Linked DNA regions of Mus musculus: all the other regions are linked to region 4. The links are chromatin loops, found by intact Hi-C in ENCODE. Cell type or tissue: left cerebral cortex. All regions are shown on one strand. Each heading gives the region's core, and the rest is flanking DNA. Links, peaks and the distances in the headings are about the cores only. Region 1 has its middle 22 kb from the start of 7630403G23Rik. Region 2 overlaps 7630403G23Rik (RIKEN cDNA 7630403G23 gene). Region 3 has its middle 77 kb from the start of Kirrel3. Region 4 has its middle 3.0 kb from the start of Kirrel3. Region 5 has its middle 160 kb from the start of 7630403G23Rik. Region 6 overlaps Kirrel3 (kirre like nephrin family adhesion molecule 3). Region 7 has its middle 61 kb from the start of Gm25439.

Region 1 (4,336 bases), core at 236-4,235, 420 kb before region 4:
GGAAAGTCTGCCTTTCAATTCTCAAAGCAGAGGCTTTCAGGAAAGCAACCCTGCAAGTCAGGAGGTAATATCAACTTCACAGGAATGTTTTGGGCCACAGTGTAAAAACAGGCACTGAGTTGGCTTAGAGAATACTCTTAATTCACAAAACCAGCTATGCTAGCTTATTTATACATACTACAAGTTAATTAGAAGGAGCTGATCTCTAATCTACCAAAAAAAAAAATAACACAACAAACCTTGCTTTCTTATGTTTGGGCTCCAGGTGACATTTCGTTTGTTCAGGGGATTTTGCCTGCTCTCTCCTGTCATGAGACACTGGTAAAGATGTGTGCCATCAACATGTTCATTCTGTCTGTCAAGGACTATTAGATGTTCAGACAGGAGATGCACAGTGCCCCACTCACGGATTTTAATATACAGGAGGCTTATATGTTTTAATGAGACACATCCTCAAATGTGACCTGTTAGAACCCCATCCTAAAAAACAAGTGCTGGGTCCTCCAGCTCTTTGTGCTGACATATCCTGGATAAAGGGAATGCCACGAGCAAAGGTGTGTGTGCAGATGGCATTCCCACCCCTGCTACCTCTCAGCCCCACCCTGGAGCAAGGCCTGGAAGCCACCTACCCCAGTTAGTCAGTAGTTAGGGCCCTGGATTTGTCCTTCAAGACAAAGCAATTGGGCTTAGAATGGAAAGTTCTCAATATGAGACCCTTACTTTGCCTGCTCTGGGGGAGGTAGCTTGAGTGCTCCAGAGAAGCTGACAATGGCACAGAGACTTTCCCTCCCATCCACATGAGTAGACAGAAAATGAGGAGCAATGGGAGGGAGTTAAAAATGAGCTGTGCTTCTGTAGGGCTCCCAGGAGAGTATAAAATGGAAAATGGGCCAAACAAAATAATGTATATTTTTAACTCATAAATAGGCCAACAAAATTATACTCGGTGTTTGTAAAGTGCTCTGGTACATATCCGGCCACTAATGGCCTCCTTTGCCTGGCTGCCCCTATACTTCTTAATGCTTTTTAGTTTACTATGAGAGAAGCGTGTTAGAAGCCTTTGTGGGCTATGACTCCACACTCGCAGGAATTAGATGGACAGAAGTAACCACTCTGATTGTTTATTGCAGCCATCAAACGCTAGTCACAGGAGCATTTCAGGATGTGTTTTCTGTGCACCTCACCTTCTGCCCAGTCCCCTACTTTATCTTTGCAAATATTTCTGTTCTTTGAAGCACTGTGCTGTGTAGTTCAATAAGCCTTCTGTTTTTGTTTTTGTTTTTGTTTTTGTTTTTTTTTCACTTGGAAATCAAGTGTGGAAGTCTTCTAGCATTTAGATTCTATGGAGTTTAATTACAAATGACCTTTGATTTTAGAAATTTAAAAATCAAAATGTAGTCATTCACTCACTTGTTTTTATGATTTATTATTTTGTTTGCAAGTGGTAAAGCTAAATGGACTTCACACAATGGGTCTAGAGAGATGGCTCAGCAGCTAAGAACGCTCATTGCCCTTGCAGAGGACCCAGACTTGGTTACCAGGACCCATTGGGTGGCTTATAATCACCTGCAATTCCAGTTCTAGGGGATCTGATAATCTATCTCTTCAGATCTTCATGGGCTCATGCTCACATGTGCATACACACACACACACACACACACACACACCCCACAAACACAAAGACATACAGACACACACATAAAATAAGATAAATAAATACATTTTAACTGAATACTTTCTTTATTTACATTTCAAATGTTATCCCTGGTTTCCCCTCTGAAGACCCTCTCCCCTTACCCACTTCCCCCTCCCCCTGCTCACCAACTCACCCACTCCTGCTTCCTAGCTCTGGCATTCCCATACACTGGGGCATAGAGCCTTCACAGGACCAAGGGCCTCTCCTCCTATTGACGTCTGACTAAGCCATCAACCCTATACAAAAAAAAATATAAGCATCTGAGAAAAGCTGAAACTGGGAGAGGTGGTCTTCCCCAGGGGAGAACACACCAATGGGTTATCCAATGCCAAGGGTTCAGTCCTGAAACCATACATCCAAGTAACATTATAGAGCCTGAACAGGTTATATTTAGAAATAGACATATACACTTGCAATAATGGTCAGTGAAAAAAGAGGGCATGTGTTTGAAAGGAGAGCAGGGAGTCATATCTGGGAGCCTTCGAAGGGAGGAAGGGAAAAGAGAAATGTTTTAATTATAATTTCAAAAACATAAAACCCACAAAATAATGCTAGTAAAAATTGTTATGAATACCATTTCCATGGGGTCTTGAGTTTGGGTTCTTACTGCATTTTATACATAAAGTGGTGAACTCAGAGCTAAAGGGGCAGCCAGATGAATTTTGTAGAGGGAGGACTCTAAGGAATAGAGCAGGCAAGGGCCCTGTGGTAGGAGAGATTACAATGTAAGTAGAGAGTGAGAGGGAAAAGGAGAAAAAGACTAGAAACTTGTAGCATATAACACTAACTACCAAAAACCCCTAAAACAAAAACCAAAAAAGGAATCACACAACTTCAGAGAAAAAAAGCGAGCCTTTAAGAAGTTATGCTATGATGTTCTTACGGATGGGAGCCTGGTATGGCTGTCCTCTATTGGACTGAAGTCAGGGATCACTACGGTTGAATTAGGGGAAGGATTGAAGAAGGTGAGGGGGAGAGATACCCCATAAGAAGACCAGCAGTCTCAACTAACCCGGATCCCTGGGAGCTCCCAGAGACTGAGCCACCACCCAGGAGCATACACGAACCAGGCCAAGGCCCCTGGTAAATATAGCAGCGGTCTGCCTGGTCTGGCCTCAGTGGGAGAAAATAGAAAAGAGCCTTAAGGCCCAAGGGAAGTGGGAGGGGGTAGGCATGCTGTGCGGGAGGGAGCAGCCTCTTGGGGGCAAGTGGGAAGAGGAATGACAAGGAAACTGTGGGAGAAGGGCAAATATTGGAATGTAAATAAATATATTTTTAAAAATAAAATGAAGCACGTCATATAATAGTAAAAAAAAGAAGTTATATACAAACACTATGGAGTTGGAGCAGCACTTTAATGATAGAAAAAAGTAGAGACTTGGTTAAGTAGTTAACATGGATTACTACTTAGTCTTTGCAACTGACAAAGGCATGAAAACAAAAAATATATCATTTTATTGCATTTCTTACAATTTATGAAATCCATGGATTTTGGCTGAACAAACCATCAAAGGTATATGCTACCATTTGAGATAAACACAAGAATGAAGAGCACTTTTTATATAAACATTAACTTTAATGTATTAGAGATATAAATGTCATAAGTAAAGCCATAACATTTTTTAACTTTTTTATTTATTTTTCTCTAATATATTACATCCAGACTGCAGTTTGCCTTCCCTCCTCCCCTCTCAGTCCCTCCCTCACATCCCACTTCTAATCACTCTTACTTCTTTCCCCTTCAGAAAGGGACAGGCCTCCCAGTGATATCAACCAAACATGTAATATCAAGTTGCAATAACACCAGGCACCTCTGTCTCTCCCATTACTCCTTCTTCAACCTGGTCTCTGCTGTTCCTGGAATTAGGGGACATCCCTGGGAAGACCTGGGGTGATAGAAACTCCCAAGAATCCAAAGGAAGAATCTTGCCCAGACTCCAGTCAATGGGAGATACAGAGCCTGATCCAGCCATCTCCTGTAACCAGGCAAGGATTTGGGATACCAACTCAACTACAAAACCTTTAACCTACAATTTGTCCTGCCTAGGAGATGTGCTGGAGTAAAGTTAGCAAAGAAATTGTGGGAGTGCCCCACCAATGATTAATCAAACTTGAGAACTATGCCAGGAGAAGGAGCTGCCAGCCCCAAGCTTCCTGAAGGGCAGAAACCAGAGGCTAGACAGCCCTAGGATATAGCCAGCCAAACAAACAAACAAACAAACAAACAAATCAAAGAAATGATTCCTAATGATATTCTGCTATACTAGACCTATTGTTATCAGAAATGCTTCATCCAGCAGCTGATGGAAACAGATGCAGATACCCACAGCCAAACATTAGATGGAGCTTGGGGAATCTTGCAGAAGAGAAGGAAGGATTGTAGAAGCCAGAAGGGTCAAGGACTCCACAAAAAAAAAAAGCCCACAGAATCAACTAACCTGGGCTCATGAGGTCTCATAGAGACTGAACTCCAACCAGGGAGCCTGCCTGGGACTGAACTAGGCTCTCTGCACATGTTACAGTTGTGTAGCATGGTCTCCTTGTGGAACTCCTAAGAGTGGGAGCAGAGTCTATCTCTAACTCTGCTGCCTGATTCTGGGACCTCTTTCCTCCTACTAGGTTGCCTTGTCTAGCCTTAAG
Region 2 (4,336 bases), core at 162-4,161, 430 kb before region 4:
CACTTAGTAAGAGAATTCTTCAGCAAATTGACAGCCATTTACTTAGGTTCTATATATAAGGAATTAACTAAGAACAAAAATTAAACCTTAAGTTTTGTCACACAAGGTCTGTAACACCAGTCTTCAGCCACAGAGCTTACTTTTTTCTGCCTCCTGTCTGCCAGGTGAAACTATTATCAGTGATCCAGATAATTATAGCCCTTCTGTGAGTGCGTTTGCCTCACAATAAAGTTCCCAATTCTAATTCACACTTGGGTTCCAGGTGATTATTTCATCTCTCGGTATTTATGAGTGGACTAGTTTGTGGTTTCCACGTTGCTTAGATCTTTCCCTTTGTGAAAATGAAGCAGGTTAAATGTCTGTGCTTAAATGCATCTAAATTCACATGCAGGAAATCATTTTCATCTTCAGCTCTGCAGACTGTGGTCATTTGTCAGACAGATAGCTTAGCAGCAGTCCACTCCCACTTTCTCTCTCCTGCTGCCCTGGAATCAGTCTCACTTCATTGCTTAAAGTGAAGTTCCTGCTGTGTTAATTCCTAAAATGATATACTAATTTTTAAGTGTCCTGCATAGCTGGCTTTTGTGACAACTATCAAGTACAAATAGAAGCTGGTTGCCAGTGCCCAATGGCAGAGCACACCATAAAGAGAGAGACAGAGACAGAGAGACAGAGAGAGACAGAGGAGGTGATGTGTGACAGGTATCTTGGAGGAGTTAAGTAGGGGGAGTGTGGTGAGTGTGAATTGTATGTATGTATGAGATTCTCAAAGAATAAATAAAAACACTATACATAAAAGCATTCAGTGAGCAGTCTTTCCTGAACATCAGATATGTTTTGGCCTTTATACATCAAGGAATTGGAACTTATTATAGAATGTATCACATTAAGGAGAAGTAAGAGGGGGATTCTTAAGGCAAAGAACATGGGGAAGAGACCTAAGATGCAAACAGGAGTGAAATAAAAACATCCTACACCTCATCATCACCATGTCCTGTTAAGGTGGCTAAAGCAGTTAAAAGACATTGCCAACTAGAATACTAAAACTTTCAGACAGCAGGAGAGCTCTGCAGATTTATTCAGAGACTGAAAAAATAGGTAATCTATAAAACAACAAAGCATTTTGTAAGGTTAAGCATGAGAAAGGGCTACAAAATTGCAGAAAGGAGTTTTTCAGATCTCTCTCTCTCTCTCTCTCTCTCTCTCTCTCTCAGTCTGTCTCCCACAAACACACACACACACACACACACACACAATCACCCTCTATTTTGGTTTCCTGTCCAGCTGACATAAGAAAGGCAAGCTCATAGAGGAAGGCTTGGTTTTGGCTTACATTTCCAGATAAATAGGGATCATCATGCTGGGTGTGGTGGTGGGTGGGGCATGGTTGCAGAACCCTGAGGTCAGCCTGTCACATTGTACCAGGCAGTCCCAATGAAGAGAGAGAACAGGAAGAAGGACCAGGCTAGAAACCCTCAAGTCTTACCTTCAGTGATATATATTTTCTACCAAGGCTCTCCTTCCTAAAGATCCCATCACCTCTCTAAATAGTAGTACCACTAGTTGGGGAACAAGTGTTGAGAGCCTTGAACCTGTGGGGGAAATTTCACATTTAAACCCCAATACCCCAAAACAGAACCATAAAAACTTAAAGGAGTCCCTAGGCTAAATATATTGCCTGTGCTAAGGAAACTAAGCATTTAAATGGTTACTCCAGCAAAGGGAAAAATGTATCTCAGCGACTTTTTCTCTATTTACGTTGAAATTTCTTATCAGAAACTCTATTGCTTTCCAAATCCCTATGTTTGTCCTTCAGATCAGTTCCCTCTGGGTTCCAGGAAGAGCGAACTGGCTTGAGCAGAAGCTAAAACTGCTGCATGGATGTGTCCAAAGTTCAACCCAAATCAATTGAAAATATCCAAAGAAAAGAATGGCTTGAGGGAAAGACAGAAAGTGGGTGGAGTTGGAGAAAAGAAATAAAGAGAAAAGAAAGTCCTTTTTCTTTTTCTTACTCTGAGCCCTGAATGCAACCTTGGAGCCACCAGATGGCAATGTTGCAGACCAGCTCTCATAGCCTCTGGACATAGTGACAAGGGGAGAGAAATAATAAAAGAAGTTGTGCCCCCAGATAGCAAACTGCAGCCTCATATGGGTGGGTCAGACCTAACTTCCAAATCTTTAGTGGACAGAAGGAATTTACCGACTGGGTTTTCAGAATTTCTCTGTTCAGCCTCACCAGCCAGCTCAGCAGAGAGCGAGCAGATTATTACCAGAGAGCTAAGATTTATGGAGGACTCCAGAGCCATGGAGGAAACCCAACTTAAGACCTCCCAAGAAGCACTTGGGACTTCTGCCCTTGGTTCTTTCACCTGACTGGCTCCCAGTGCTGTCCCTCCATGCAGGTCCCCAGCCCTCCAGCAGCAACTGTCCACACAGCCATTTCTAGATGTGAATGGTGCAGAATTACCAATAACCACGCCGGCCAACCAAAGAATGCTTCCATTGATTTCCTGTGTTGTAAATTGATCCAAATAATTTCTGTGGTTTCAGGGGTTCATTAACTCGCTAATTTGAAATAATCTGAACATAAGCTGAGTTAAAGTTTTCTCCTGCCTTGTGTCTAGACTCATTTAGCTCAATTTCTTAGAGCACAATACTAAGGAAGCCAGGATTTTATGCGCTATTTGTTCTCTCTCTCTCTCTCTCTCTCTCTCCCTCTCTCTCTCTCTCTCTCTCCCTCCCTCCCTCCCTCCCTCCCTCCTTCTATATATCTATGTCTAATCATCTGTCTATGTCTCCCCCTCTCTCCCTCCCTTTCTCCATCCCTCTCTCTGTTTCAGGGTAGGCATCTAACTCGCCCTAGATGACTTCTGGAACTAAAATCAGAAAAGAAGCCTGAATGTGGGGGATGAAGGAGACAGGAATATGAGGAAGGAAGGGGAAATGGCTTGGGAAATAAGAATACACCATAATACAGTCTCTGGTCATAGTTTGATGCAAAAATAGGTAAACAAAATTTCCATTGTCCCTTGAATTGAATGAAGCTATACATATATGCAGAATTCAGAATATTTTTTAAAGAACTCTGGTAAGGCAGCACCTAAATGAAGGGTTGAGGAAGATGTCAGAATTCAAAATATCAACCAAGTGACAAGGACAATGAGTTGCATACTTTTTCTCTCCACTGTTCCATTGTGGATACACAATAGCATAAAACAAGGCAGTGACCTTGAGAAGAGAGAATTTCAGGAGAAGTGAGAGACACACACAAGTACCCCCACCCTCAGATGACATAATCTGCTCAGTAGAAAAATTCCAAGAGAGATACAGAAGTAGGAAACCAGTTTATCCATGTCAACCAACAAATAATAAGTTGGTTCTCCACATAGTGGATAGTTTGAAATAATTAACAAATTTACTGTCTAAAATAGCTTCAAGAAAAAAGAAATGCTTAGATGTAAACCCAGTGTGCTCCACTGCATTGCATCTCCATGCTAAAGAACACTAGTAACAGAAACCCATGAGGAGTTAGTGTACAGAAAACAAGCAGAGCTTATGGACTGTAAGACCTAAAAGGGCATAAGAGTTCATTCGCAAATTCATCTTCAGATAACACAATTTCAGCAGTAAAATGCAATGGAATTTAAAAGTTATTTAAAAACAGCCATTCCATGTAAGAGGAGGTTTATATATTAAAAGTACACACACTCACACACACACACACACACACACACACACACGTATATATATATATATATATATATATATATGTATATATATGTATATATATATATGTATATATATATATACATATATATACATATATATATATAGAGAGAGAGGGATAGATAGATGGATAGAGAGAGAGAGAGAGAGAGAGAGAGATAGGGATAGATAGATAGATAGATAGATGAAAGAGGTAGAGAGAGAGAGAGAGAGAGAGAGAGAGAAATTTGACAGCACCAATAGCCATTAGCAAAGTACAAATTAAGGCCACATAGGTATTGCTTCATACCTAGTAGAATGCTATGATGAAAAAGGCATTCTGTCAGTGCCAAGCTCTGGTTAGCTCACAGGGTGGCTCATATCCCCTTTTGCTGCTAGTGGTCATGTGAAGCAGTATAGCCATGTCATTTCTCACTTTGATAAAGCTAAACATGTATTTATTGTTTATATGAATCAGAAATCCTATTCCTGGAAATGTTATCTCAGAGAGAGAATTTTTTTTTCTATTCACACAAAACCAATACCTCAAGTGTCTGTAGTGTCTCTTGTTAAGAGTTTGCAGATCTGGAAGCAATCCAAGTGACTTCTATGAACAAATGCATAAAGAGTG
Region 3 (4,336 bases), core at 165-4,164, 74 kb before region 4:
CAGATTTCATTTCCCAGCCTCCGTGTCTGGGGGCTCACAACTCCAGGTGCAGGGGATTCTGATGCTATCTTCTGGCCTGAGAGTTCCTTTCATGGACATGCACAAACCCATAGGAAGACACACAAAATTAAAACCCAACCCAAACTCCTTTTAAAAACTATGAAAAAGAAAACGTGGTATTATGACCACCGAGCACTGTTCTGACCATTTCTGTGGGGCAGGCAGCATCTGTGCAAAGTGCTCCACACCCGTTTCTCAGGCTTTCATTTAAACAGCATGGAAGACACGAAGTGTCACGGATGGCTTGTCTAGGAAGTGACACCTGTCCCAAGATTTCATTCAGTGAATTAATACTTTCCCTAGACTGTATGGATGTCTGTCTCTGCCTGCCTCTTTAAACACACAGGCATGCACACACGCGCGCGCACACACACACACACACACACACACACACACATACACACACACACTCACACTCATAAACCATCACAGAACCCCACTGACAATTTGTAGTCCTTGGTAGTCTGATGTAGAAGCTCTCTTATGAATCATCACAGTTACCCCCCATGTCCACAAAAGCATTTCGATCTAGCGTGACTGTTGACGTGCTTGTGTCTTTTCTTAGGCTGTGAATTCCATCAAGTCAGGAATGTTTCACTCATGTTTTTCTTTTGTTCCAAGTCACTATCATGGCACCTATAGAACAGCAAGTATTTGATGAACACATATGATAATTGAAGGAAGGAAACAAAGAAAGGAGAAAGGGATGGAGAAAGAGAGAAGAGAAAAGAAAGATGGAGACCAGGGGTAGGGTGAAGAGATGCTAGAAGCAAGGGAAGAGAGAAGAAAAGCAGAGAAGAAAGCTATTATGTGTTCTAAGCCAGGTAGGTAATTTAGATAGCATATCTTCCTCATAAAACCTAAATGTTCTTTAGCCAGGCAAAAGAAGTACAGCTAGATCAGGGAGACTTAACCTTCTACTTGCTGTGTATCCAGCACCCTGGCTTCATGGCCTGTTGTTGAATGCTTTGTACACACAACTGTCTGCAACTAGTCACACTGGCCTCCTGTGCTCTGTTTTATCAAATAGCTTCAGACAGGACCCACAGAAACTCTGGAAACATTGATTTAATCAGATCTCTCATCTCAGCTTTCTGCCATGTACCCTACTAGGGACATGGTCTCTGTCCTCTCTGAGCTAGTGCCTATAAAACAGGCGACAGCAGCTCCATCTTCATGCATCCTACAACTCAACTCATTACATCCTCAGTCTATGTGCCCAAGCCAACAAAGCTCTAAATTAGGATCAAGGAAAGGGAAAGGCCAAACCCCAGAAATTGAGTTGGCTTATGACTTTGGCCTGAAAATTGGAGTGAATGAGGTTGGGGTGTGCAGAGAGTAAACAGAAAAATGTGTCCGCATCTTTTGCTGAATTGTATTTAATGACCATTTTATCTATGGCAAGAACCCTTTCTAGAAAAAAAAAAAAAGGTCTCGAGATGTATAGGAAGCTACCTAGAGTGTGAAACCTAGCAACCTCTACTCCCTCCCGATGCTAACTTGCTACCTTACTAAAAGACCCCATGGCAGGAGGGAGTGGCTCTATGACAAAACGCATCCTTCTTCTGAAACTCAAAAGAAGTGATGGATAGTGCTCAGTGTTCCCCGAGTAGGAGGGTACCAGCAGCAGGCCTTGGGAAAGCCTGTGTTCCCTCTGACATATACAGTGTAGTGGGTAGATCACTCTCTTCCTTCTCAGCTTCTCAGTGAGATAATTACCTAGGTCATTCCACTCACCAAAGGGCCCCACTGCCTTCTAGCTGGGAGACTTGCTAAACCTGAAGTGCAGGTCACAGTAGCCTAAGAGGAAACTCTGCTCCCTCTCTTTTGGTGAAAAAAGCCAGCACTCTTCCCACTCACAGCTCACTGCTCCCTTCTCCTCTCACTCTGTGACTTCTGTCACACCTGTGGCCATGAGGCCCCAGGAGAATATCTGCCTGTCACATCTTACATTGATGCCCTAAGTGTTCCCACCCACTAGGACTCCTTAGCCAGCAGGAAAGCGATTAGAACCTGTAATTTCTCATAGCGGTTAGCAGGTGACAGGCTCCCATAGCATGGCATCCATATGGCGTCACCCCTTCTGTTGAGCACAATTTTAGGGCAAGATTCATACCGCTTTTCTCTGTGCTCAAAATAGATGCCCAAAATTGGGATAGAATTTACATAAGTTGGCTGAAGAGACTGTGTTCAATTAAAAAGCTTTTGTTGCCAAGGAATTTTTTTTAGTTGATACATATGCTCCTTTATTGCAGTCCTCCAAGGAGGAGTGATTCTCTCTCTTTCTCTCTCTCTCTCTCTCTCTCTCTCTCACACACACACACACACACACACACACACACACACACACATCTACCTGCTCTGCAAGTTGAGTTAGCAGCCAGGAAGCCTCCTCCTCATATCCCACATGGAATTAACTGGAAGCTAAGGTGTCTGTCCTCTTGCCTAGCCTTGAAGTCGTGAAGTTTATCCTGAGTCTGTTCCTAGCCCAGCCCTGGAGAAGATGGACCGTCCCACTTTGCAATCAGCGTGAATTCAATGCAGTGTGTTTCTACTTGCCCAGATGCAAAAGCATGCATACAAAAACTACAAAATGTGTTGGGGGAAAATATTTGGGAAACAGAAAAATATAAAGGAAGGGAAAATTCATTGGTAATTTTACCGTTCCCAAAACTTTTAACATTTCTGAGTGCTTCTTCCCAGCCTTTGCTAAAGCTATGCATATTCACACAAATTTGGGATTGCAACATATAAACGCTTTCCATCTTGGCATTTCTGTTTAGCATTATATCATAACTCCCTGAGCATTTTTTTCTATATCAAGTACATTGCAGGAACATCATTTTTAATGACTGTACTATAAGGTATCTAACCCATACTCCACTTGAGATAGTCATTTGTTATTTTAGAATTTGTTGCTCTTTTTAGATAGATGTTGCTGCAATTAGCATTCTCCACTCTTCAACACGCCTCAGTGACTTCTTTAGGATCATTTTGCATGGGTTGTGAGTTGAGGTGCGTATTCCATAGACAAGCTGCCCTGAGATCTTCACAAGCTTTGGGAATGACTTATCTTATGATTAATGCATGCACTTTTTTATACAATGCCTGTTTAGCATCAGAAATGAAATCAGCGTTAAGGAACATAATTTGGTGGTGGAGTATTTTCCCAGGAAAAGTTAAACAACCCTGGCTCAGGCATCTGCTGTTTGTGGCTGCTTAGCATCCACCCGCCTTCTCTTCTTTGTGCGAGTCTACACCTGTTCTCTCTCCCTGGTTTAAGTAGGGGCTCATGACCTTTCAACAAAGGAGTAGCCAATCAGAGTCGTGACAAAGGCTCGGCTTTGAATTTGTGTCAGTATTTCTAAGAAAGGGAGCTCTCTTTCCTCTGAATATCTGAGCAAGTGGGATACAAACCGAGGGATGCTGAACACCACTTCTGCCCTCCATTGCAAAAAGCAACCTACCTAAGAATTGGAATCATGGTGGTGAGAAAACAGGCCTGAGAGACAAGTTTGGGTGAGTTCATTGCAACATTTACAAACTCTGATCTGTGTAGACTTGAGGCTAGCAAATATACACCACTCCCCCTTAGGTTTGCTGTTGTCTGGCCTGAAGAGTCCACTGACATCATGTCACTTCAAGGCTAAGAGTCTGAACAAAGGGCCTCAAAACCTGTGTCCCCCGCAAGCAAGTATACAAGTGTGTATAGACAAACTAAACTGTTGCATACTACATCCTGCTAGTAAATTCTGTGCTGAAATCTATAGGTCCTGACTTTGAGGCACTTAGATCCCAGAAGGGAAAGGGGAAAAAACACACAACACTGTGAGACACAACATGGGAGCTAAGAACTAATAGAATGTTGGTCCCATCTGCCTTTTTGAAAAGGAACAGGACTAGCTTCACTAGTGGGGGGACTTAATTTGAACTTAACTCCACAGTGGAGTTAGAGGTTGAAGGATAGCTTGCCAGCCACACAGCCTGAGCCAAAGGGCAGAAGCTGAGAGCATTTTGGCAGGTCAGGGTGAGTACAGAGAGTCCCATGAAATGTGTCAACAAGACTAATGGAGGAGAAGCCAACTGTAACCTGTGGAACTATAATTATGCGGTTCTTGTTGTCCTGAATCACATCTTGCAAAGCTGCATCCAGCAACCATCTCACCTCCTGAAGTAAAAGCTTCCTGAGGTTGGACACAAGCTCCGTACTTCAAGCTTTTAGCATTTTACCCTGTCTCCTTTGGTTGTTTTCAAATACTTTAATTGACCAATCTCA
Region 4 (4,336 bases), core at 215-4,214:
TGATGCTGAAGAGATAAAAATATCTTTCATTTCTATAGTGCCATGCATCTTAAAGTGGGTTCCACATTTCACAGACTATATATAGGCTCAATTCATTACCCAGCCCCATAAAATACAGCCAGAGCATGGCAGGCACATGCCAGATGTTTGACAATGACCTAATAACAGAGTGAGGATGAAGTTAAATTGGATTTAGAAAACAGGAGGCAAGATGTGGGCCACTAGGTAAAGCTTTGTTATCCATTCAACAGTGTGTTTGGTGTTTCTTGCCTACCAGAACGAGAGCAGAGGCACAAGCAAGCTAGAGTGATGCTCTTCCTACACTCATCGAGTAGCCAGGGTATCAGAGAAAAGATGTTTTGCAGTAAAATGTGATTCACGTTAGGATCAAGTGCAAAGTGCTGTGGCCGTCACAGACGCTAAAGGAATTCTTTTCCCATCAGCTACACTGCCATCATCACTCTCTTGTTAATAAAGGGTTTGCATTCAACATAATGATAGGATTCATGTTGAAGAAAATCTATTCTGGAATCCAGAACCCAGATTGCATGTGAGCATGGTAAGGGGGAAAATAAGGAGAAGAGGAGAGCACACAAGCAAGTCGTGGATCCAGAGTAGAATGAATTTGAAGCCGGTGAAAGTTGGAACCCATGACATCAGAGGGGCCCCAAGAGAGTTCATGGCTACAGCCGATTTCCCAGGGATGGACACCTGAAAATAAACTACCCTAACACTGATAACGTTGGTGACACCACTGTTGATCTCTCCGTGCCGAGAACTGTGGCCTGTCAAAATCAGAAGGGTTTGTTTGAGGAGGACCTCAAAGATCTGTAGGTTCAGACTAGTCATTTTATAAGTGAAGAAGACATAGCCATGTTCATTAAATATGCATAGCCATTAGCAATGTCCAGGACAGGGGCCAGTCCAGAGGCTGACCTAATCTTTGGGGAATCAGGTGGGCTTTAACAAGTACTCTTTAAAAGCTGAACACCTGGCTCCTCCGGCCATTTCCACTACAACAGAGAGACCAACCACAGCGAACAGGGGTTAAGGTCTTATAATCCAGCTACACCTATGTGAGCAAGAAATGTAGCTCAGAGAAATGAAAAAGAAATAGGCTAGAAGATTGTCCCTGCCCGGGTCAGATGGCTGCCACCCAGAGAGGGCCTCTGCAAACCATTTGGTTTCTAGAAGTGTATGTAGTTTCCAGCCCTTATTAACTTCACTAGGCATGGAGAGTCAGCTTACTCTGAGCTCCCAGTAGGGACCCCTTCAAAATGTGTTAAATCTCTGGGCAAGAAGGTTTCAACCAGAACAGGCAGAATGTGTAAAAATCAAAAGAATGTGGTTTATAATGTATGTACTGCAAAGACGTCATAAGTTGGGAATTCGGTGCTGACTGCCTGACTCGTAAAGAAGCCGTTCCTTCTCCTTAGGGGGTCCTACGTATGCACATGGGTACATTGAGACAATGTGTGGTGGGGGTGGGGAGCCAGTAGAGTACCAGCAGAGGCTCTAGGCCACAAGATGCCCTGTGTCCTGACTTTTTTAGTTCTGTAGTTCCTTGCCCTATCAGGCAAATCAACCCGATCCCATCTAAAAAAGATGATCTGCGATAGATGATGACCTTCAGGGCAATTTCTTTCTTATTAAAAAGCCAGTGTGGTGTTTCATGGTTTTTCCTGGGTGTATACCTCTCCCCCAAATAAAGGACAAACTTTGCAAGAAGAGGAAATCAAATACTCTTTCTACACGCCTTAAAATCTCCAATTGAGCATTAGCAGAAAACCTGGGCAATAGATGTTATTGGTAGTGGACAGAGAGCCACGACAGTCATTGAAAAATGGCCACTGGGACCATAATAAGCCTGAGTCTGTAGAGTCCTTTGATTTCATCGTGGCTTAGTGGGGAGCAGAGGACATGCTCACTGCCAGAGAGCAGGACTTGGAAGCTATCCGATGGGGGCTTGGTCCTTCTGCAACTTCTTGGCCAGCAAGTAGCAGAACTGGAAGGTACGTGCGATTCTCTGTGGACACCTAGCAGCACGCGGCTCTCTGAGAGATCTCCCAGCTTACCCCGCAGGAAACTAAGCGGAGGTAGGGGACCGAGGGGGGGGGGGTATTCAAAGGACAGAGCACTTGGTGCTAAGGGCCTGGGGACCAGGTCCGGGGGCCTAGTGAAGTCCCCCTCCCAGGCTATAAGCCTGGAGAAGAAAGACTGGAGAGGGTGCCACCTGCTGGTGAGGGACCCAGCCTTTCACAGTGGACTCCAAGGAGACCTGGAGTCTGTCTGTGTTGAAAGCTGAATTTAGGCTGCTTCCCAAGTTGCTGGCTTTCTGCAATCTCTTGATAGCTACCATTCCCGGTGGCTTTGTGCTCTGAGACTCCGTCCTCTGCGTATCACCCCCTAGATGGTGAGGCTGCCTGCAGGGATGGTGCTCACCCTCCTTGCCCCTCTTGGATGCGCACTACCGGTCTAAGGACTCTCCAAGCTTCTCCATCAGGTGGAGCCGTCCTCTCATCGCCTGCCTCCCTCCTCCCTCGCAGCGAACTGCGAGCAGGCCATCCTACAGAGCCGGGAGGTTAACCGAGCCCCCGGAGGAGGTGAGGCCGCCAGCCTGCGCGGGCGGAGATGGCGGGGCCTCCGTCGGGGCCGGCGCCGGCGCCAGAGCCCGGCAGCCTGTGGGTCCTGCAGGTATCGCTCGCCTTCTCTCTGCCCCACGTGGTAGCCGCGGAAGATTGCCGTTGGTTTTCCGGCACTCAGGATTTAAACGCCTCCTGGTCCTTTTAGAAGCAGTCCTCTCATTACTTAATCCAAGCCTTTTCTCTTTCTGCGGGAGACCGGAGGCTGAGGGAGGGAGTGAATGGGGTCCGGGGTTGGGGGAAACACACCCTGCTGGCTAGAAAAGGGGAGGGTCCGCAACCAGCGTAGGGGGTCACTAGGCGGATCCTGGAGACAAGATCCAAAGCAAAACGTGGTCCTCCCAACCTTGGACTCCCACTCCTCTCTTCCAAGAGTGAGCTTGCCTTGCCGGTATGGTGTGCATACACTGCTATGTGTTTCTGATGACCAGCCGTGTATTGCACACTTCACTGGCCTCACGACCCTGTTTTTTAAAATATTTCCCCCAGAGGGGCTGAATTAAACCTGGGCCGCGGGCCATTTAGAAGCTTGCAATGAAAATTAACCAACAGCTGAGAGGATAAATCTTTAGTTAAAATATCAAATGCTGCCTGGGCAGGTACATTCCTTCTACATCTTAGCAGGTTCGGTTTGGCCTTTGAAGTGGGACTCAGACCTTTCATCTCCCTTAGTCCTGAATATTTAGTGAAAAACTGCTGCTGATGTTCAACACTATATATGCCAGATCCTCACCCTTCATATATCGCATATGCTACTTGGGATTAATACCCATCTTTTGCGTGTTTCTGATTTACCTCTTGTGCTTTATTGCATTATCTCTTCTATGCCAAGCTAATGGAGCAAGGCTATGCTAATGTTGCTTCTGTGCCTTGCAAATTTGGCTGATGGGGCTGCCTCTGCTATTCAACATCTTCACACACACACACACACACACACACACACACACACACACACACATGCTTATAGATTTCCCTTTGATATGTTTAACAGCCTCTAAGAGATGTAGTTAAACAAACTGTTATGATAAGAATGGAAAAGTCAAGAAAGCATACACCTACTAATTTATAGATCTTGAATGTCACTGCCAGGTGTCAGCTCCTACCAGTACACACTTATGCATACGTCCCTGCTTCTTTGTTGTTCATAAATTCTAAGAAACATTTTTTAACATCCATGTGGAAACTCAGAGTTGGAATGTGCCTTGCAGTCAGCAAAGCCCCATATCTGTAATACTGATGGAAGGGTAAGAGATCCCTAAAAGGACTCCCTAAGGTCCAAAGACTGCAGAAAGTAATGATTGATTTTGTAATTGAATGTTGAATGACGCACATTGAGAAAGCATCTTTCATTTTCCCCATCTCTCCCTTTAGTCCCTCTTCACCCACTCTCTATAACACTGCATATTTTTATGTGTTGCTTTGTAAGATACTTAGAGTTTGTGTCTTGTATGCACTCAACTTCCACTTTGGATCACAAGCTCCTGGAGGCATGGTCAATTTTACTTTCCCCCATGGCATGCCTAAATGTGTATCAAGTAAATAGACCTAGAAAAATTCATGTTGCTATCATGGAGGACATGGAGTTTGATTTGAGTGTGGATTTCATGACAGGTAAAAGACTTGCAGGTTTTTAAGAAATTGTTGCCTATGACCTTGGCCTCTCCTTGGCAATCAAACTCACAGCACCTTTTGGA
Region 5 (4,336 bases), core at 224-4,223, 280 kb before region 4:
TCATAATAGAAGTCCTAGAGAAAACAGGACTATAGGGTCCATATCTCAGCACAATAAAGGTATTACCCAGCAAGCCCACAGCCTGCATCTTTCTAAACAGAAAAACTTAAAACGTTCTCACTAAAATCAGAAACAAGCCAAGGATGTCCACTCTCCTACCTCAATATATTATAAGAAGCTTTAGTTGGGCTAATAAAACAAATGAAAGAGATAAGGGAGATAAGAACAGGAAAGGAAGAAGTCAAAGTTTTCTTATTTGTTGATGACTTGATTTTATATATAAAAACCTCTAAAGACTTCACCAGAAATCTTTTACAGATGATAAACAAATTCAGCAAAGTAGCAAGACACAAAGTTAATACACACAAATATCAGTAGCCTTTAATTACAAGCATATGCTGAGAAGAAATCAAGGAAACGATTCCATTCACAATGACATCGAAAATCTAGCCAAGGAAGTTAAAGATTTATGTAAGGAAACTGATGAAGATAGTATAAGATCTCTCATGCTCATGGATTTGAAGGATTATTATTGTGAAAAAATGTCCATAATACACAAGGCAATTCATAGATTCAATAAAATCCACAGCAAAAATCATAGTGTAGTTCTTTGCATAAACTGGAAAAATGACGTAAGTTTTATATGGAAACACACAAGATCCAAGAGAGTGGAAACAATCTGAAACAATGAAAGGACAATAGGAAGTATTATCAGCCCAGATTTCAAGTTCTACTACAAATGATAGTAGTACAGGTATCAATATGACAATAACAGCACAGGACTGGCATAAAGGCAGGCAAGTTAATCAAGGGAATAGAACTGACGATCCACATATAAGCTCACACTCGCACAGCCATTTAATATTTGACAAAGAGCCCAATAACACATATTGAAAAAAAGAGCATCTTCAATAAACAGTACTGCTCAAACTAGATAGTTACATGTAGAAGGCTGAGAATAGACTCTTCTCTCTCACACACTACACAGAACTCAAGTCCAAATGGATTAATGACTTTGACATAAGCCTTGATACCCTGAATCTAATAAACAAGAAAGTAGGAAATATATTGGAACTTCATGGCTCAGGGAAGGACCTTCTGAAAAGCACCACCATAATACAGGAGTAAAATCAGCAATCAGACTGTAGACATTCTAGAACAGTGGTTCTCAACATTTTCAATGCTGTGACCCTTTAATACATTTCTTCATGTTGTGGTTATCACCCAACTATAAAATTATTTTTATTGCTACTTTTTAACCATAATTTCGCTACTGTTATGAATAGTAATATAAATATCAGTGTTTTTTGACAGTCTTAGGCAATCCCTGTGAAAGGGACATAAGACCCCCAAGAGGTCACAATCCACAAATTGAGTACCACTGTTCTAGAAAATGTGGACATCACTCTGATGGGGTACATGGTTACTGTAAAAGACCCAAGTGGAGACTTCAATCATACCAATGTAGAACAGTCTTCTTGCAAAGTAAAGGAGGAAGCTCCAGGTCGACCTACGAATGGTGAAGAAACAGAAAGGAGCTGGCTACTGGATGAACTCTCTGTAGACATACTCAGAACACAGTCAAGAGCATGACACTGGGCTTCCATTACAGGATGAGGCCTAAATCTGCTCCCTTCTCCACCAGCATCATTATTCAGGAGAATGGGTCTCTAGTTGAAATACAAAATTTCTTGGTGAAAAACAAAAATCCCAGGGTTCAGATGAGGACACGTGTTGCTTATTCTGTTTCTTAAGCCCAGAAGGATGAGTAAATCCTTGAAGGACATGATATTGAACTTGTTTCAAATTCAGCAGCTTTGATTCAGCAAGCCATAACAGTTACAAACAAGGATATCAGTAAGTTCTTGGATGGCATCTATGTGTCTGAAAAAGGAACACTACAGCATGCTGATGAGTAAGACCTCAGTTACCCAGCTCCAGAATCAAGATTCTGGATTGTAAGTACAATCCTGAGTGTTTAGGGAGAACAAGAAAAACTTCTATTTAAAAGAATCCCCAGATAAATAGGTGGAGCTAAAAGTAGTCACTCTGAGTGAGGTAGCCTAGACCCACAGGACGAATAGCATACTTTTCTTCCATTTATGGGTGTGAGTTGTGAATCTTGAGATATTTATATTCCTCTTGGAATATCTATTAAGGTCAGGATATCAGTAAGGGGCCATGGGGGAAATTTCAAGGGAGGGGAGATAGAACACAGTTGTATAAAGGATTTAAGGGGCATAATGGTACAGAAAGGGTTAAATTGTGAGGACCAGTGTGGGGGAGGGCAAGAAAGAGGCATGAATACAATGGGAGAAACCGAAACTGGTAATACTTTGAAAAATTCATATGGAAACCCACTACTATAGAAGCATCTTAAAATACATACATTCATATAGAGTAAAAGAATTTAAATGGAGTTATCCTGTAATGAGGCAATAATGCACTTATCAGTTATAACAGACTAACAAATACAAAACCCAGAGGCAGAAATGAGTTACATCTTCTTGAGTTGTGGACATGTGAAGTCCTACAGACCCATAAACATTATAGGCTATTGCCAATATTCTTTGCCACCCTCTGGAACTTGAGGGTAAGACAACATTGCTGAAGATAACACACTCTTGAGTCATAGGGAATATCAAGCTGGTACTCACCTGGGAGCTTCATCACTACTGGCTGGCTTTGTGGTGGTGGAAGGTACTATACACGCTACTGGAGTAGAAAAGTTACCACCATGACTACTCTGCAAGCCTCAACCATGATTACCCTGGCAAGAAATGACCACTGGTGAAATCGTAGCACAAATATCATAGGTGTTCCTATTTGCTGATTGAATTTAAGAACTATTCCTTAAGTGGAAAACGTTGCTGCCACCAGTTATGGGAGCCTACAACCTGCGGTTCTAAGAAGTCATGAGCCCTAAGGAAGGAACTACAACAAGTATTTGGTGGAATTAAACCAATTCCTAATGACTTACTGTTACACCCATAAATGTGTACATCTCTAAACCTTCTCCAGAGAAGCTTCCATTTATAGTGGATGGCAATTAAGGCAGAGAGAGACCCACACTGGTCAAAGACTTCAAGATGCTCAGCCTAAAATAAGACATTGGTATCACATCTCCATTCCCCGAGACTCAGGGAATTGTGAAAGAGGGGACTTCATAAGAGCCAAAGGCAGTGAATGACCGAAAGGAAACAGGATTTTTTTTCTGTATATTGCAATGCAGCCCCACATATGAATTCACTCCCACTAAGAAAGACCCCATGCATAAGATGTGTGCAAACTCAGGCCAGACAAAATTCCAGCGGGAAAAGAGGAAGTGAACAAGGAACCTCACTCCTAGATTAGGAGGCAATTGACAGCTGTTAGACTCTGCTTTCTTTAAAGATGCTGCCCTTAGTGCGTCAACCACCCTTCGGTGGAGGCCACACCCCTGAGAGCCTATGAGCAGCACAATTGGATGAGTTAAAAATTAATAAAAGAGGACATAGCATGGTTGGGTGGACTTGGAAGGGGGAATGAGTGGGGAATTGAGTGGGGGAGGGTGAACATGATGAAAATACATTCTCAAAGAGTTAATTAAAAAATGGGTTGTGGGGGGGGGAGGATACTTGACATTTAAAAAGCAGTGCCAATACTAAAAGAGTCTGATGAGCACTCTTAACAGTCAGAGCTGAAGGAATCAGCCAGTGTACTGACCTGGGAGGCATTGTCCCAGCGCAACGTTAAAGCATCTGCGGTTGCAGGGTGACCTTGAGAAGTCTCTCCAACTCCTGAAGATGAAGCTATTCGGATCTCTCTGCCAGCCTAATCCACCGCACAGCCCTGGCACGAGATGCAAGAAGAGCTAATCTTTCCTCTTTCCCATCTGGGGGGCCCTGCGGGAAGGGGAGTATAGCAGCAGCTGCCAGCTGAGGGCCAACAGGAAGATGAGCTGAAAAGGGCAGCGGCACCACCCAGGCAGACAAGAGCCCCTCTCCTCTGTTCCTCTCAGATCCCTTTCCATCAACCCCAAATGACAAGGCACCAGCGAAAAGTGAGTCTGTGGAGCACCGGGGCCAGGAAAACACAGCGGTGCCGAGCAAGGTGACTAACCTCATCAAGCCATCACAAATTAAATACTGTCTGTGCAGGAGAGTTCATCCCAGCTTGCTCTGGGAACAGGAAGCCCGAATTTTTCATGTTTCAGCCAGATAAGAGGCTGAAAGCCAGCCAGCCCGCGCAGGTGAGAGAGAGAGATGCGTGAACCACAGGCTCAGCGGGCTTTGTGTTAGGTTGGCAACTAATTGCCAGCAGAACACGCTGGTCACTCAGGCGGGTCACTGCCCGC
Region 6 (4,336 bases), core at 177-4,176, 530 kb after region 4:
GCCAAGCTGCCATGCCTGTTGTCAGCTGTGACCCCCCCTCCCTCCAAGGCTCGGGACCCTCAGACACACACTTGCCTGGAGCTACTAACTGAGCATCCTTGTGTCTAAGGGAAAGGAAGGAGGGGCTGGCGTTTTTACTGTTGCTTTAAGACATTCAGGCATTTCTTATTGGGAACTTAAAAAGACTTTGGGGGGGGGGGGAAATCTTCCTTTGCTCCTGGGAAACACACACACACACACACACACACACACACACACACACCCCTCAGAAGGACCCACATTCCAGCCTAGGCTCTGGCATCCAGCCAACAGTTATTCTGTCCATTTTTCCCCCACACCCTGCATGGCTTCCCTGGGCTGCTGGGTAGAGAACGGCTGAAGGAATCATCAGGAGGAAGGGAACTGCCCCTTGCTTATTCTCTGCTAGTCACTGTGTGACTGGGACCTAGAAAAAAATGATGCAAAGAGAGGAACATGCCAGCCACCACAAGAGCTGGGAACTGTCTATCCTGCCTGTATTTGGAGAACGGGTGGAGGGGTGGTGAGGTGGTAGCCGGCGGCCCTGGCGTCTAGAACACACCCATCTCACAGCCCTCCTCCTGTGAGTGACAGCCAGACCTGTGGCCTTGGGAAATGAATTGGCACCACTATAATCTGAGCTGGATCAAAGCAGGTACCAGGAGGAAGGGGAAGATAGCTGCCAATTACCCATTGGTTCTCCGAGCCTGCTTTCCTTTATCCTAGTTTTTTGGTTTTCTTTCAAGAAGCCAAAAAAAAAAAAGTATATGTATTTGTTGACAGCTTTTAGAGACCCATGAACCCCCTGGGGATTCCTAGTTCCTGGGAAATGAAAGGAAAAGATTCTTTATGGTATCATCACTTACCCCAGCTGCAAAGCAAAGCATCACCCAGGTGCCACAGAATGTAGTCGCTGTGGCTCGAAGCCAACGGCTTCTTGGAGTAGAGGAACTCTGGGGAGGAAAGCCAGCTTCAGCCCACTTCTAAAGCCTTCTGTGGACAAAGCTCTTACCTTGAGGTCTCCCATATCTGTGCATCAGACAGAGCTATTCCCATTCCGAACTCAGAAGCCATCTCTCCCAATACCTGTTTTTCCCCTTGGCTGAGAACCACTCATAGAAATGCAAATCTGTTTTAATTAAGGTGGTTAATAAACAGCAATTATGTTTGCGGCAATTTTTGTTTTGTTTCCAGCATAATTTTGCCTCTTCTCAGGATCTCTCCCTCTTAGCCATCTTTCCTGAGGTCTAAATCCCAACCATCACCCCAGGGACTGGGATCACGCGAGAATGTTTTCATCCCTACCCTCATTCTTGAACCAGTCCAGCCCAAGTTATATAAAGGAGATAAAGGGCAGTTAACTGGAAGTGTCAGTGAGACAGGCTTCACTCCAGGTGCTATCCCTTGGCTTGCACACACACACACGCGCGCGCACACACACACACACACACACACACACTGATTGGGATAATACTGAGTCAGGTTTGGAGCTGTGGTTTCAACTGGCCTGGCTGGTTGTGTATGTGGAGAAAAACAAGACAGTAAGCTAGAGGATCTTCTAGGACCTGTATAGGATTAGGCTATGAGGTCAGCTAGCCAGACATCCCTTTTGCAAGGTAATTCCCACCCTTGGTGAAGGAACAGCGCCACTTTCCTTTCCTTCGTGGCCCAACAGATACCCAATTTCTTAGGCAAGTTTGCCCTCTGCTGGAAAACTGAGAAATTGCTTGAATTCCAACAAGGAAGCAAGGCTGGATGGCATTCCCATGCCATCTGCTTGGCAATCTTCTCTCATATTGGTGGTTGCCTCGACTCCCTTCCCAAGCTCACCATCTCCTTTGCAAAACACTCCTGCAGATAGAATTATTCTCTCTCCTCTGAAGCCAGTTAGTCTTTATCTGCACCACTCCTGTGGCATGAATACTCACCACCTTTCATGTTATTACTATATCCTGGGAATTCTGTCTTGGACGCATTCACTCGCGTTCCCAGGAGACGTTTATGACGGAATGCCTAATTTATCTTCAGGTCCTCTACCTCGCACTCTGCCTTGCACGCACAGGTCTTCTGTAAACGTTTGCTGAATGCTTGGATTGGTGGACACGCTTCTGAACCCATCAAAAGAGGGTGCCAGCTGGGGCTCTGCCCTTCCTGCATCCCCAACATGATGTCATCTTCCCAACAGGACCCCCCATCATCTCCAGCACACAGACCCAGCACGCCCTCCACGGAGAGAAGGGCCAGATCAAATGCTTCATCCGGAGCACACCACCGCCTGACCGAATTGTGAGTGCTCCTGGGAGGGAAGGTGGTGAGGTACCCACAGAGCACCTACACCCCGCCCCCGGCATCCAGCGACACGGGTGCCCCCCCCAAAACTGGTGCAAGCCTTGGAGCTCCCCTTCCCCTCCATTAGAATGAAATGATACCTTGCTGTGTCTTGAGATAGTATACCCTGAAGATGAGCTAAGAGGAGGCAGCCTCCTGCCTCAGAGCAGGCAAGCTTGGGGATAGTATACATGCTTCCAAGTGCTAACACTGGTGATTCAGACTGAATTAGGCACCCTGCGTGCAGAGGACAACTGAAAACAGCAGCAGGAATGGACAACTCATTTCTTTTCTTTCCTGGGCTCAAAGCCAATGTCATAAAATTGTAAACTGAGTGCAGTTTACTGCCAGCAATCCCCGGGCCTCCCAGAATTATCCTCTTCTGCCTCTTCTCCTCCTGGTGTCCAGGAGGTACTCTGTGCCTTCCATATGGAGAAGCCCCCTCTAAAATGGCCATTGTATTATCCTTTCTTCCTCTAACCTCACAGCCTCCAGGGAAGACCAGACACAGCCCACCTAACTTCCCACCCCCACCCCCCAGCCCACCTTCATTGCACCTTGGTGTTTACATTTCTTTTATTAAGAAAGACTTAAAAAATTAAATGTATTATCATTGTGTGAGTAGGATGTGAAGGTGGACTGAGTGCTGAGATCAGCAGGAGAGATCAGAGGACTTTGTGAGATCAGTTCTCTCCTTTCACAGTTATGTACATTTTAGAGATCTAACTCGGGACACCCGGCTTCTGTGGCAAACACCTAGCCCACTAATCCATCTTTCTAAGCACAATGCACCCTCACCACCCCACATCGATCTGAAACTGGTAGCTGCTCCAGTATAAAAACAAAGAAAAGGAGAGCATTGCGTAGCACTTCTGAAGGCAAGTGTTACTTTAGTAACCCCGTGCCTCAATGAGGGTGTCTTAGTTACTTTGTATCACTGTAGGGAAACCAGAAAACAGAGTTTATTTACAAAAGAAAGCATTTAATTAGGCTTGCAGCTCAGAGCGTTAGATAATGTCCATGATGGCAGAGCAAGCACACAGTGGCAGAAACAACTAAGAGTCCACATCTTGATATGCAAGCAGAAGGCCTACCCCCAGTGACACACCTCCTCCAACAAGGCCACACTTTCTAATCCTTCTCAAACAGTTCCACCAGTGTAGATCAAGTATTCAAACATATGCACCTATGGGAGCTATTCTCATTCAAACCACGACAGATGGTCTTACTAGAAGACTGCCCAGAAGCCAGCCTGCAGTATAACAGTGCTGGAAGGCTGTAGCTCAGATGGGCACTGCTCAAATAAGAGCCTATGTGTGCCAGCAATGCTGCCTGGTAAACTAAGACATTGGTAGAAGATTATTGCTGTTAAATGTTGTCCCAGGCATCTGTTTCATTTGCTGTCTGAAAGATTCACACAACATTGCAAATAATTGCACATAGTCACTTTTACCTCTGTCTCCCCATTCACTTTTTTTTTAAACTGTAACTATAACTTGTGGCCATTGTAAAAGATTCCCCCTCAAACACCCTAGAGCTTTTTTTTTTTTCCATCATCTTTTTCTTTATAGCTATTTATTTCTGGGCTAGTGGCTCTCCCTAGGTCCCCTAGAGGCATCCGGCAGTGTCTACTGACCTTTGTGGTTGTCACAGCATTGAAGGGTGCTGGCCTTAGTGAGTAAAACCAAGGATGCCACAAACAGCCCCACAGCTGGGAAGGAAGCCAAGCCCTCACTTGTGCTTTCTGGCATTGAACATGGAGCAAGATTACAGAAATGGTGGACATGATAAAGTTCACCCCTATAAACAAAGAGATGGAGATGATGGAGCACACCATTTTGAACATATTCCCATAAAAAAGAAAGTCTCCAAATCTAGGTGTGATGGCCAATACCATGATATCAACAGGGGGAGGTGAAAACGGTGGATAAGCAGTTCATCGTCGTCTTGGTCACAATCTTCGTTCAAGAATTTTAAAGTCTCTCTGTCT
Region 7 (4,336 bases), core at 270-4,269, 630 kb before region 4:
GACACACATTTCTACATCACAATTTCTGAATGTTTTCTTTGGACGGACATTGGAAATTGAACCCAGGCCCTTGCTCATGCCATGCTGTATCCAAGCTACTCTTTCCTGATACTTTTAAAAGACTCCCAAAGAGATAACCAGGCTTCACAAATAATCAGAAGTTGGGAATCAGTAATGCATGAATTACAGTAAAAAAACTACAGCCCACTAAATTTTCTGCACAATAAGGGCATCCCTGTGGTGTCTTGGTACGTATGTAACTAAACCTGAAGACCTGGTGCTTTTCACAAATGACCTCAAGCAGCAGATACTTTTCAACAAATCTTGTAATATTTCTCTTTTTTTCCTCCCACCAGTACAAGGTGCATACCCAGCACTAATGGTAAGGTATTGATGCTTTTTGGCGATGTCTCAGTGCACCCTCTCTGACCTGCTGGTACTGCAAGCTTTAACAAATAGGAGCACAACACATTTCTGTGGGGGCTCCTAGCATTCCTGTACCCATACCTGAGTCTGTATCTGAGTCTGTGCTATGAGACTCCCTGCCATGACACAAGGCCCATATCCCCCAGCAGCATTTTTTGCCCTCTGGGGCTCCACATGCCAAGGACTCTTAGCTGCTCATCTTCACTCAGTACTATGAGAAACTACCGAGGTCAGAAGAGAACAAAGACCGAAGTGATGAAAAGTGTTCAAGGCAGCATATTCACCTCCATCCTTTGCTGTCAAAGGCTACCCTCTAACTCCTAATGTGGTTGGATAAATAAAAGCCATAGGCAGAGGTTTTGCTTTTCTGACCTTCATGGCTGAGCACCTAGCAGAAAAACTGCTATTAAATGCTGCCCTTAAATCATTGCAAATGTGGCCTTGTGCTGAAGCCTCTGCCTCCAGGTCTAATCATTTCTTGCGTCTTGTGTTTCCTCTGACCATCACTGTCTCCTCTTACTTCTTGTCCCCCTGAGAGCCATGCTTCTTAGAAGAGGAAGAAGACCTGAATTTGGGGGTGTAGCTGTTCTAAATAATGCAGCATAGATTTAAACCTGGGCCAACAGCACATTTAGCAAAACTATAAAACAGCCCCATAAACTTTCAAGGAGACTTCATGGAAGATGTTGTTATGTAAGACCTACTAAGTCTCAGGATGGCTAATAATTTTGCCCTATCTTTTTATAAAAATTTTTGTTCATAAGATCATTTCCTATTACCTCTGCTTAATTATTATTATATCTAATACAGATGCCACAACCATTCACTCTCAGATACAGAAAACAAGCTCCAAGAGGCTGTGCAATGTGTTTGAGATTTCATACCAGTGGATGAGAGTGGAGGGATGATTGCCAGGGATCCCATGCAAGTTGAAAACTTGGGACTCCTTATTTTTAAAGACAAACAATAACAAAATAAACACCAAACTAAGAATTTCAAGGTAGCAACCACAGAACATCACAATAAATGAGATGTCTTGAACATGGAACCCGGTGACACTGGCCAAGAAGATGATACTGTTAACCTGCAAGTCAAGCAAGGACTCCCATGAAACAGCTCCAACGTTAAGCTTTAAGCGTATCTTTCTTATTACTCTCTGGGTGGGTCAGAATTCCATCACAGCAACTTCCTCTCATGTTGCCATGTATTGTTTAATTGGTATATATCCTGGATTCACTATTATAACTCATGACAGTAGAACAATTAAAGACTGGAGACCACTCTTAGTTCTCTAGAGTTTTATGATCTAGTCCCTCCTCCATCCCTGTGTGCTACCAAACAACTTTGTCTACCATTCTTCTTAAAAGAAAGGGGTAAAACATCCCATAGATGAATTTCCTTGTATTTTAAAGCATCAGTGTATGTTCCATTCTTTAAATATCTTCCATCACATGAAGAGCTCTTCTCCTCTTGCCCATATTTAAGTTGTAAATAAGGGAGAGAAGAAAGGAAAAGACAGAGGAGGAGAGAGCGGGATGGATGAGAGCTATAAAGCTCTGGCTGTGCAGATGACTACGGACCCCTGCTTCTGCGCTGTCATCAGCAGACTTCACTCCAGGGCTGACGTACTCTGCAATTTTTACAGTCAAGACACATTTGTGAAACCAAACTGGTTATTACTGTGGAGGCTCCTGCCTCAAGCAACCATTGGAAAGTTTTTCTCCCTGAAATCTGAACATATTCATCACACTGTGTGTTGTGCTTCTGGACTTGCAATTAATCACAGCTCATTTCAAGCTTCATTAATTAATACTAAGGCCAGGGATCCAGTAGAGGCCCCTAATTTCATCTGCAGTATTTTTAAATTATTATTATCTTCCGGAGGAAGAGTCATCAGAATTAAATGAATTATGTTTAGATTCCAACAGTGCATTGCTGAGAATTAAAGGAAATATTAAGATCACCCCCATGAAGGAATTCTTGGGACAGCAGATGCTTCCTGTCGTGGTGAGGTGACATCTGGCCAGCAGAGGGAGCAGGATGGGAGAAGGAGTTTAGGCTAAGTAGACTTAGTAACTGAAAGATTGGGAGGAGAGGCAAATGGAGCCCACCAGGCAACTTTAATAGAGACAAAACCAACAGTAGAGAGCTGCAAGATCCCAGGTAGCCTGGTCTGGTGGTTCTGGGTGTGTGTGTTGGGGTTAGTGGTGGTGGGGAGGTCATTTAATGTCTCTAGTCCTCAATTAAAAGATTTCAATGTTAAGAATCTTGCTGTGATTTCAACAAGGAAAAGAGACCATTAATAATACAAAGTGATTCCCAAGGTACAAGGAAACTGCCAATGTACTGTTAACATAGAGACTGGTGGTGGTTGTCACTGGGCTAAGATAGTTACTCTCATGGCTGCTTTTTATGGCATTTGTTTCCTACACTGAACAAGGCAGGCCTATCTCTGTGTTTGATGAATGCTCACTATTTTTGGCAACTTCAACACTTACAACATCATTGCTCAGCCATAATTTGTATATTCACTGTTTCCTGCTAACATGTCACCTGTTGATCAACTGCTGGAAACTTTTGAATTTGAAATGAACCATAGGATGGAAACTGGGGTTGAGTTATTAATAGAGCAACATCAAAATATGGAATACTTTGTGCATCAATTGATATTTGTTATCATAAAAGCATTAAAGAGAGGATTTTCTAAAATATCATTATCAGGCCTTGGAAGAAGGTACAGACATGTTCTAGGAAAGCAAGGGCTACATAGAAAGATGTTGCCTGGAAACAAACAAACAAACAAAACAACTAAAAAATCTAATATTAAAATTAGAACATATCATAGGGTATAATGCTCTATGAATCCTACCTTTAATGGGACATCTTTTCTCGCACTACCTGCCGCACTTTGGTCATCTCCATCACTGGATACAATCACTTATGTATCTCTGAGTCTTAACACAAGATGCAATATACCAGTGGTTCTCAATGTGGGTCGTGAGCCCCATATCAAATATTAATTTGCAGCAAAATTGCAGTTATGAAGCAGCAAAATAATTTTATGGTCTGGAGACATTGTGATATGAGGAACAGCATTTTATAGAGTTAGGAAGATTAACAACTGCTGCTCTGTTCATTGTTCGGGGCCCTCACAAGATACAGTGCTGGTCTGAAATCTTCATTGAATTTTGTAAGTATTCCCATGCAATCATGGCCCATATTCTGCTACTTGTCACATAGTCATATCACACAACTCTAAATAACATGTACATGTTTTGTTATCCGGTATGTGTGGTTATTTTATACTTATGTCACACTTAGTGGATGGCGCAAGTTCTGAACTATAAGGCAAATTGTCATTGTCTTTTAAAAAAAGATTTATTTATTATTATATGTAAGTACACTTTAGTGGTCTTCAGACACACCAGAAGAGGCCATCAGATCTCATTATGGATGGTTGTGAGCCACTATGTGGTTGCTGGAATTTGAACTCAGGACCTTCAAAGAGCAGTCAGTGCTCTTAACCACTGAGCCATCTCTCCAGTCACTGCCATCGTCTTAACAACAAAGAGTGCATTATTTCAAACCAAAGTGTTATAGGTGACTCACTTGCTGTTACCTCTTGATGAAATCATGAGAAGATGAAAATATTAGAGAGGAGTGACTGCTGACAGTGTAAGCTATTCTTTTTCATAGAAAAATAATAACGAATGTATGTTAAAGTAATGCAAAATACTAAGGAATGTATGTTAATCATAAAAAGTCATAGCAGAGTAAACCCTGAAGCCAGAAATATAACTCTTATTATCACTATAAGAATTATGCACTGTGCATAATGACTTGTTGAATCTCCATTGCACTAACAGTTCAGAGGATCTGTCTACTCCAGCATTACCATGAATATATATAC

What was found. A loop is a pair of places that touch in the nucleus more often than their neighbours do. Peaks named below come from ENCODE experiments on the same cell type or tissue, not always from the same donor. Only the 100,000 strongest peaks of a DNase experiment are listed, where the experiment ranks them.
Region 1: a loop joins it to region 4, with 2.7 times the contacts of the local background. A loop is called at or near these places in 13 of 42 quality-filtered maps.
Region 2: a loop joins it to region 4, with 8 times the contacts of the local background. A loop is called at or near these places in 13 of 42 quality-filtered maps.
Region 3: it touches region 4 in a loop (2.6-fold over the local background); 4 of 42 quality-filtered maps call a loop at or near these places.
Region 5: it touches region 4 in a loop (2.3-fold over the local background); 2 of 42 quality-filtered maps call a loop at or near these places.
Region 6: a loop joins it to region 4, with 4 times the contacts of the local background. A loop is called at or near these places in 20 of 42 quality-filtered maps.
Region 7: it touches region 4 in a loop (3-fold over the local background); 2 of 42 quality-filtered maps call a loop at or near these places.

What each region holds. Positions count from the first base shown.
Region 1 is chr9:34,062,309-34,066,644 of GRCm38, forward strand. No RefSeq gene overlaps it. Among named protein-coding and RNA genes, the nearest start is that of 7630403G23Rik, 22 kb to the left of the region's middle. In left cerebral cortex, for the core only: no CTCF peak of the experiment used is centred there; no DNase peak of the experiment used is centred there.
Region 2 is chr9:34,052,591-34,056,926 of GRCm38, forward strand. The region is part of intron 2 of 7630403G23Rik (RIKEN cDNA 7630403G23 gene); the gene reads left to right. Among named protein-coding and RNA genes, the nearest start is that of 7630403G23Rik, 12 kb to the left of the region's middle. In left cerebral cortex, for the core only: a CTCF peak has its summit at 2,042 (motif pointing right); a DNase peak (open chromatin) is centred at 2,065.
Region 3 is chr9:34,409,826-34,414,161 of GRCm38, forward strand. No RefSeq gene overlaps it. Among named protein-coding and RNA genes, the nearest start is that of Kirrel3, 77 kb to the right of the region's middle. In left cerebral cortex, for the core only: no CTCF peak of the experiment used is centred there; DNase peaks (open chromatin) are centred at 2,146, 2,815 and 3,050; H3K27ac peaks cover 1,617 bases.
Region 4 is chr9:34,483,582-34,487,917 of GRCm38, forward strand. It overlaps a transcript of Kirrel3 not described here. Among named protein-coding and RNA genes, the nearest start is that of Kirrel3, 3.0 kb to the right of the region's middle. In left cerebral cortex, for the core only: CTCF peaks have their summits at 2,241 (motif pointing left) and 2,449; DNase peaks (open chromatin) are centred at 2,290, 2,466 and 2,701; H3K4me3 peaks cover 1,340 bases; H3K27ac peaks cover 1,430 bases.
Region 5 is chr9:34,198,873-34,203,208 of GRCm38, forward strand. No RefSeq gene overlaps it. Among named protein-coding and RNA genes, the nearest start is that of 7630403G23Rik, 160 kb to the left of the region's middle. In left cerebral cortex, for the core only: no CTCF peak of the experiment used is centred there; a DNase peak (open chromatin) is centred at 1,834.
Region 6 is chr9:35,017,888-35,022,223 of GRCm38, forward strand. It overlaps Kirrel3 (kirre like nephrin family adhesion molecule 3), which reads left to right. Exons shown (of 17, transcript NM_001190911.1): 11 at 2,204-2,304. Among named protein-coding and RNA genes, the nearest start is that of Kirrel3os, 12 kb to the left of the region's middle. In left cerebral cortex, for the core only: a CTCF peak has its summit at 1,721 (motif pointing left); DNase peaks (open chromatin) are centred at 418 and 1,714; H3K27ac peaks cover 503 bases.
Region 7 is chr9:33,853,909-33,858,244 of GRCm38, forward strand. No RefSeq gene overlaps it. Among named protein-coding and RNA genes, the nearest start is that of Gm25439, 61 kb to the right of the region's middle. In left cerebral cortex, for the core only: a CTCF peak has its summit at 2,438 (motif pointing right); a DNase peak (open chromatin) is centred at 2,466.